Regions from separate parts of the Mus musculus genome. Here regions 1 and 3 are each linked to region 2. A link is a loop called in an ENCODE intact Hi-C map of the cell type or tissue named here. Cell type or tissue: left cerebral cortex. All regions are shown on one strand.

The links. Peaks named below come from ENCODE experiments on the same cell type or tissue, not always from the same donor. Only the 100,000 strongest peaks of a DNase experiment are listed, where the experiment ranks them.
Region 1: it touches region 2 in a loop (6-fold over the local background); 7 of 42 quality-filtered maps call a loop at or near these places.
Region 3: it touches region 2 in a loop (8-fold over the local background); 6 of 42 quality-filtered maps call a loop at or near these places.

What each region holds. Positions count from the first base shown.
Region 1 is chr12:61,514,742-61,517,241 of GRCm38, forward strand. It overlaps Gm20063 (predicted gene, 20063), which reads right to left. Exons shown (of 3, transcript NR_045049.1): 2 at 1,060-1,110. Among named protein-coding and RNA genes, the nearest start is that of Gm20063, 5.8 kb to the right of the region's middle. In left cerebral cortex, no CTCF peak of the experiment used is centred here; a DNase peak (open chromatin) is centred at 1,237.
Region 2 is chr12:59,797,034-59,799,533 of GRCm38, forward strand. No RefSeq gene overlaps it. Among named protein-coding and RNA genes, the nearest start is that of Gm22673, 130 kb to the left of the region's middle. In left cerebral cortex, a CTCF peak has its summit at 1,199 (motif pointing right); a DNase peak (open chromatin) is centred at 1,226; H3K27ac peaks cover 212 bases.
Region 3 is chr12:61,521,534-61,524,033 of GRCm38, forward strand. Lrfn5 (leucine rich repeat and fibronectin type III domain containing 5) reads left to right here and starts at 1,634. Exons shown (of 6, transcript NM_001310586.1): 1 at 1,634-2,500. It overlaps Gm20063 (predicted gene, 20063), which reads right to left and starts at 287. Exons shown (of 3, transcript NR_045049.1): 1 at 1-287. In left cerebral cortex, a CTCF peak has its summit at 1,512; DNase peaks (open chromatin) are centred at 194, 731, 1,058, 1,601 and 2 more places; H3K4me3 peaks cover 2,334 bases; H3K27ac peaks cover 2,405 bases.

The DNA of each region.
Region 1 (2,500 bases), 1.7 Mb after region 2:
ATGAGAACAACAACAACAAAATTCCTATGAGGAAACTTTAGTGCCCTGGAGTGGATTCAGCTTCTTGGCTGGCTGAGGTTGACTACGCTCAGTGATCTCATACAGCAATGCAACGTCAGCCTGGGTTGAATTATTTCTATCCTCTATATTAGATTTCATTTCTATCCTCTACATCAGATTTCTGTCTATGCAAATTCAAATACTTCGGAATGCGAATGAATGGGATACTTGTGTGTAAGGAGTATGTGCACATATATGCATGTATGAGTGTGTGTGTGTGTATGTGTGTGTGTGTGTGTGTGTGTGTGTGTGTGTGTGTGTGTGTGTGTGTGCACGTGCATAGGGAAGCCAGGGGACAGCTTAGGTGTTCTTTCTAATGAGCTGTTAATTCATAATTGTTTCATCAGTCAGGATTTCTCACTAGGACCTGGAGTTTTTAAGTGTTTGGGGTGGGGGTAGTGTAGGTCTCAAATCATGATGCTTCCTTGGAAGCACTTCATTGACTGCGTCATTTTAGTGTTCCTGAAATAGAATTCCTTCTTAAAGTAGTTATTACAGGCAAGGATGTATACTTAGAGTAATTTTTTGAAGGCATGCATGTGTTATAAGCATACCTAATATGTATTAATTATACACTTGTCTGAACTACATGGAGTATTAAAGAACTAGAGCTACTACTATATAAGAAAAAAATGTCCTCAAGAGTTTACTTTGACAATAGCATCAGGATTGATGGAGTGGTATAAATATTACGCAAACAATAGAGAGGAAGATAATTTTCACAACTCTGAATAACCTTCCAAACATCAAGATCATGTTTTATTCTACACGGATTCTAAAACATAATATATATATGTTAATTTTTCCTTTTTTAGGCTGCAAATATCATGGAACATGTCAGAATACAAATATGCACATGGAAACAAAGGGGCTACATATTGAATTAATGATAAATGTCAATTTTCTGATTATAATTTTAGGTAAACAGTGATACAGTACAACCAAATGTCATATTTGATAGAAAAATTACTTATACATTTGGAGTCAAGCTTAACACACCAGGTTCCAAGGCTGATTCATCATCAGTGCACACTGAAGGTCCCCACACTGCTAGAAACAACAAAGAGAACAAATTGTCAATGGATTTTAATCAGGATTGCTAAGTGGAAATGGTGTCTCATCAGCCTGCTTTGTGGCTCTGGTAGCCATTCTGTTTCACCTGTTAAGTACTTCTTGGTTTAAGAATAGGATAAAACATCCTCTGAAATATGATCTACCATACCGAGCAATCTGTTTCATCCATGCTTCGTGTATCTAGCATATGTTCAGTTCAGTATTAAAATAGCAGAGGAAAACTTGTGGTTTCTTAAAAAAAATCACAAAATAAACTGTTAAATTATAGTTTTCCATTCCTTAACACATTACAGTATCAAAGGAATAAGTAAAATAAATATTGTTGGAAACGAGAAAACACAAAAATCAGGAAAGTTTTCTGTTCACATTGTTTCTAATAAGAACTTATTGTTTACTTAAATCTCATTGACACAGCATTGTGACAGGGTCATAGCTGAGACCACAGCACATTCCAGCAGCTCACAGATAGACTCAGTTTCTTTTCCAAAACTGAACAGATTTTGATCAGGACTGTGTCCACCCTCTTGAGCTGTGTTCAGTACTGTAACCTTTCAGTTGGAGCATTTACTTCTTACAGCACAGTATATCAAACACACACTGCAGTAAAGTAAAACAAAACAAAACACTAATCCCTCTGAGAGATTATTTTATCCCTGAAAGTCAAAACATGCACAATAAAAAAGTGACTACGAGTCTATCTATACATTAAAAAAGAAAAAAACAAAAACCAATAACAACTAAATAAGACAGAAAGATTTGTTTCTTTCTAATATGCTTTAATGAAACTTATTTATTACATGACTGGAAAGAGATTGTTTCTGATAGCTAGTTTACAAAGCAGTCATTAATAGGTCTCAGCAAGCCTTAAGTATAGCATTTTTCTAAAATTAATGAATGAATGAATTAATTAATTTGTAAATGTGTACAGACATCTACCTTCACATGCATGTGGTTCCTGAGGACACCAGAGGCGACTAAAAGAAGGTTTTAATCCCTGCTAGAGCTGACTCTGGATAGATATGAGCATTTTTTCACAGTTCTGGGAACCAAACCCTAGACCTAGGTAAGTGCTCTTAACTGCCTAGTCATCTCTCAGCTCAGTATTTGAATTTCAGTCTGAAGCACAAAACCCTTAAGTTTTCAAGAAAATTAGACAAATGATATCCCATGCTATGTTTTGTATTGTTGGGGAACACACTGTTCAGGTATTCTAATGTTGCTTCTAGGGAAGTAAGAGTGAGTATCGTAAAAGCAACCCTGAAGTTTGAGTTGGAAGTCATACAGGACTTGCAGACATTTCACAAGAAATCAGGAGAGACACATCTGGAGTTTATAATTCTTAGTTGAGAAATAAAAATCAATATTA
Region 2 (2,500 bases):
GACATTGTGACCAAGGCAACTCTTACAAAGGAAAACATTTCATTGAAGCTGGCTTGCAGTTTCAGAGGTTTAGTCTATTATCATCATGGTGGGAAGTACAGCAGCATGCAGGTAGAAATGGTGGTGAAGAAGGAGCTGAGAGTTCTACATCTTGATTGCTGGAAGGAAAAGGGGACTGTCTTCCACACTGGGCAGGGCTTGAGCATAGGAGACCTCAAAGCCCATCCCAACATTGCCACAATTCTTTTAACAAGGTCAGGCTATGCCAAGAAGGCCATACCTCCTAATGGTGCTACTCCCTATGAGCCAAGCACACAGAAATCTTGGAGGTCATATTTATCAAACCACCATAGAGCCTGCAGGTCATTTACCTTCAAGCTACTGCAAACACCTTGCCTTTGAATCTCAAGACTGAGTTTTGAGATGAATGCACTCTGGCTCTGTTCTTTGATTCCATTTTGCTGAACTTTAGATGACTGGCAGTAGCATTTGGAGTTTCCTGTAATGACATTCTAATAATAGCAGTTTCAAGTTGCTTTAATGAAAAAGATTCATTGAGTGCTTGAAATTGGTTATTTTGATACAGAGGATAACAGGTACACGTTCTTCGAGATCCACTTGCAGCAGAATTTCCTTTGTTAAAGTGACCCACTTCTGCTGCTTTTCTAAAAATCTATACTACTCTGGACTGTCATTTTTAGAAAGTGCATCGTTCAGCGTGCCTTTAATTGTCTAATAACGATATAAAAAGAAAAAACACACAGTGGTTCATTAGTATTGACAAAAGGACGGCTAAGCAATTGTCCAAAGGGTTGAAGAGTGGAGTAGGAATTGCTTTACTATGAATATATGTTTGAAGGGCATAAGGATTCTTTAGATGCCTTTATCTTACACATAAATCATTATTATTATTATAATGAGTCTCCTCTCACAGTAAAGGCCCTAGCAGCGATTGTTCTGCTTCTGTGACAGCTGGAATTGAGAATGCAGTAAAAGTGAAACGAATTACATTGCAGATGAATTGGGCACTTGTCAATTAAATAGAGAATTATAAGTAAGGCAAAAGCAGACTATAAGGTCTGATAAATATCAGAATCTCACTCAGGAAATCTGGATTTTAAATTGTTCATTTTCTACATTATTACCCTTTAGGTTATGCTATACAGCTTTCAAGAAAGCACCCTTCGGCCACATGGTGGCATCCTTGTAGTTATGATGGCATTTTAAAGCTAACTCCAAGCTAGAGAAGGGAATTCTTGACACATTCCATTAAATGTTCATCTTCAGATGAAGTGTACATGAAGCATTATGCAATTGACCTATAAAGGTATGACAAAACGTTAAATATGCGTTTTCCCTGTGAAAAATCTAAGAATAAATCTGAGCTTAAGAACAATTCCTCCATTCATAATGCATCTGCTTGCCTCTGTATCCGAGGGATTCTCCAATCAAGGACAAAGAGTGACTAAAAATAAAAGTGGGTACTCACAACGATTCAAGTAATTAGAAATGGCAATCTGATATACTGTTAAAATGTACAGTCATGAATGTTATTTCCCCTGACTGCTACAGATTTGAAGTCTTAAGCTCCTCCCTCTGACTAGTCTGAAATTCTTATAATCATGATGACATAGATTAGTTTTCATTTGAAACAATGTTTTCTTCCTGTTTTATGCAATCTATCTATCTATCTATCTATCTATCTATCTATCTATCTATCTATCTAGTTTTTCTGTGCTACAATCTTGGCTGTTGCTGTGTTTTATAAATAAGAAAGAAAGAACCAGGACATGTTTGGTTGAGGCACAGTATGGTGAGGTGGAAGGGGGTACCTCTGCTGGCCCATGTTGAGGCATCCCTTCCCCCTGAGGTACCAGCCATATGACAGATATAGTATAAAATAGAGTCTATTTAGGGCATGGGGAGGGGAGTTGAGGTTGGAGTAGAGATAGAGAAAGGCAGGGAGAGGCGGGAAAGGAGGGAGGGAGGGAGAGAGAGAGAGAGACAGAGACAGAGAGAGAGAGACAGAGATAGAGACAGAGAGACAGCGATAGAGAGATAGACAGAGAGGGAGGAGAGGCCAGCCAGGAACACATGGAGGTGGGAGGGGAATGGGAGAGAGAAGGAACAGAGAGAATAAGAGAGTAAGAGGGTGAGGATGGGGCAAGTAGCCCCTTTTATAGTGAGTCAGGCATACCTGGCTGTTGCCAGGTAACTGTGGGGCAGAGCCTAGAAGCTGTCCTGGTACTCTGTTTTATAAATCAGGCTGGCTTCCAACTCACAGAGATTTGCCTGTCTCTGCTTCCCCGATGCTGTGATTAATGATGTGCATCACCATACCTGGCTTGCATGTTTGTCTGTCTATCTATCTATCTATCTATCTATCTATCTATCTATCTATCTATGTATCTATCTATATCTATTGCCTTGTCGGAATGGTGCTTGGAGTGAAGATTGGACCCAGGCTTATTCTTGATGATGCTGAACTTCTAAATAACTC
Region 3 (2,500 bases), 1.7 Mb after region 2:
CTCGTTTTCAGTTCTGCAATCTACCGCTGAAGACTTGCACTGGAACCTGGAGCCCCGGCGATGTGGCGGAAATGCTTGGAGACTGCGCGGCGGGAATCGCAGCCCCAGCCAATGCTCCTCCGGAATCAAATAACCAGCAAGTAGATCGCATTGCTAAATCCAGGGGCGAACCACCCAGGGATAAACAGGAGTGGAACCTGGTCGGAAGCAAAGAGAGGAGCCCAGAGAAGGGAAGAGAAAACTGGAGCAGTTACCACTTAAAGTACTCCAGGCTGAGTTCATCTCTCAAAAGGCAGCTGTGTGGGTCTTGATTACGCGTGGGTGCCTGTGCGCGCACTTGGATAGGGCCCGTGGGTGTGCCTGAATATGCACGCCCATGTGAATTCGCAAGGCAAGGGTAAAGCCTCAGGGTCTACTGGGAGCAAAATTCCAGAGCATCCTATTCTGGGAGGAACAGTATGGTGCAAATAGGCAAGGAAGTGCTCCTTGATAGCCAGTATCCCCCTACCCACCCCCCCTCAATTCTTCCATGCAGGTTTGGTTCAGGTTGGTGTTTGAACTTAGAGGGAGGCACAGAAACCAAAAATCAAGTGCTCATCAACTCTATCCTGAAAGGACTAGCTTCAAACCACTCCACATACTGTCTTTAGGGGGTTTCTGTGAGCTTGGCTGGGGTCTGAGACTGGGGATTAACTGAGAACCTGGGAATCTTGGCAGGATTCCAAGAGTAAAGCCAGGGAGGGCCCTACCCAATGTTTCCCCAAGAGGCTCTTTTTTTTTTTTTTTTTTTTTTTTTTTTTTTCCTTTCCTCTGTACCACACCTCTCTCTGGCTCCACATCCTTCCCCCAGTGCAGGTGACCTCGGTGGCCAGGCCTTTCTGAGGACTACTCAGGTCCCATAAAGCTCTGTGCACTAAAATGTGGTTAGCTTCATCACTTCTTCATGCCTGGTACCTACTGGGCAGATTCTGCAAAGTAAATGTTCATTTTGGAATCCGCTTCCATCTGATTCATAAGCAACCCCCCCCCACACACACACACACACACACACTCACACACAGACTAGGGAACACTGGAAGTCGGCCTTCAGTGCCTGGGAGTTTCAGCGAGAAGCTCTTAGGCTGGGATTTTTTCCGCCAGGTTGGAGCTAATCACTTGTCACAGTGCCTAATGACACAGCCTGGCTGGGTGACACCTTTTTTTTTTTTTTAATTTTTATTATTTTTTTTTAAATTTAAATCATTATTCCCTTATTCACAGGTCAGTGGGCGACTAGATCAGGCAGTTCATTTCCAACAGAGGGATGCCCCAGAAGTTAGCTTTCTCCCTTCAGGTTTTCCACCGCTTCCCCTCCCCCCTTCCTGCAACGCCCCCGCGCCTCCTCTGCTTAGGGATTTGTAGGCACGGCGCTAACCCTCTCCTTGCGCCCGCGGAAAATCGGTTCTCTGAACACATCCAGCCCGAAGTCTCAAAGGCCGAGAGCACAGCTGCTACTGCTTGGGGTGTCTCCTGTTTCTAGGGTTCTGGGAGGTGCGGCCGTTCTCGTCACTGCAGCTAGGGACCGGCTCTCGGCCGCGCGCCCGCCGCCGCCGCCGCCGCCGCCGCCTCCATGCTGCAGCGCGGAGCGCAGCTCCTCTGGGCCGGCGTTGCCTGCTCGCACCACGCTGGGGAGCGGCTCTCCCAGGCCTGCCGGGGCGGCGGCTGCCTGCCCGGACTGCAGCTTCCCGCCTTGAGCCTGAGCTGAGGACTCGTCCCAGGGCCTCAGCCAGCGGGAGGGGCGCCCACCGCGCTGTGTGCAGCGGCGCAGGGAGGTGGTGAGCCCGTGCAGAGCAGCCGGAGCTGTGTGTGTGTGTGTGTGTGTGTGTGTGTGTGTGTGTGTGTGTGTGTGTGTGTGTGTGTGTGTTCGCCTGCGAGCTTTTCTTCTTCCCTTGAAGATGTGAGATGTGAATGGCTTCTTAGCTAGCTGGTCCTTAGGATTCTGGACTTTGTGGAGCTGTGGGCACAACGCACCCATGTAATTCATGTTGTGTGGTCGGTTATCTTAGGGGAAAAAAAAAAGGCGCAACTCGACGGGGGTGGGGCAGATCCAGGAAACATTCTGGAAAGGAGAAATAGAAAGAGAGAGGCGTAGAAATGTGAATATTGAAAGACCTGAGAAGACTTTTGGAATCTCCCGGCTGGCCCTTCAGTTTTCCCGGCACTAATCTGGAGGTTTTCCACCTTTTCAAGTCATCTTGGTGTTCCTCTAGTGTTTTGTAAGCCTCTTTTCAGCTAGCTGCGTGTGTGTATGCGTGTGTTTGTGCGCCTGTGTATGTGCGCGCGCCTATCAGATGCATTTGACAGTCTTTTTTCCAACTGCCCAGAAGCAAACGTGTTAACTCAGAGATGCCCCTCCGTGCCCAGGTTCTCGCAGAGCATGGAGGACACCCAGACCGGTTTTCCAGGCTGGATTCTGGGAGGCTGATGGGCTGTGAACCCAGGTGTAAGGATCACTTAATCC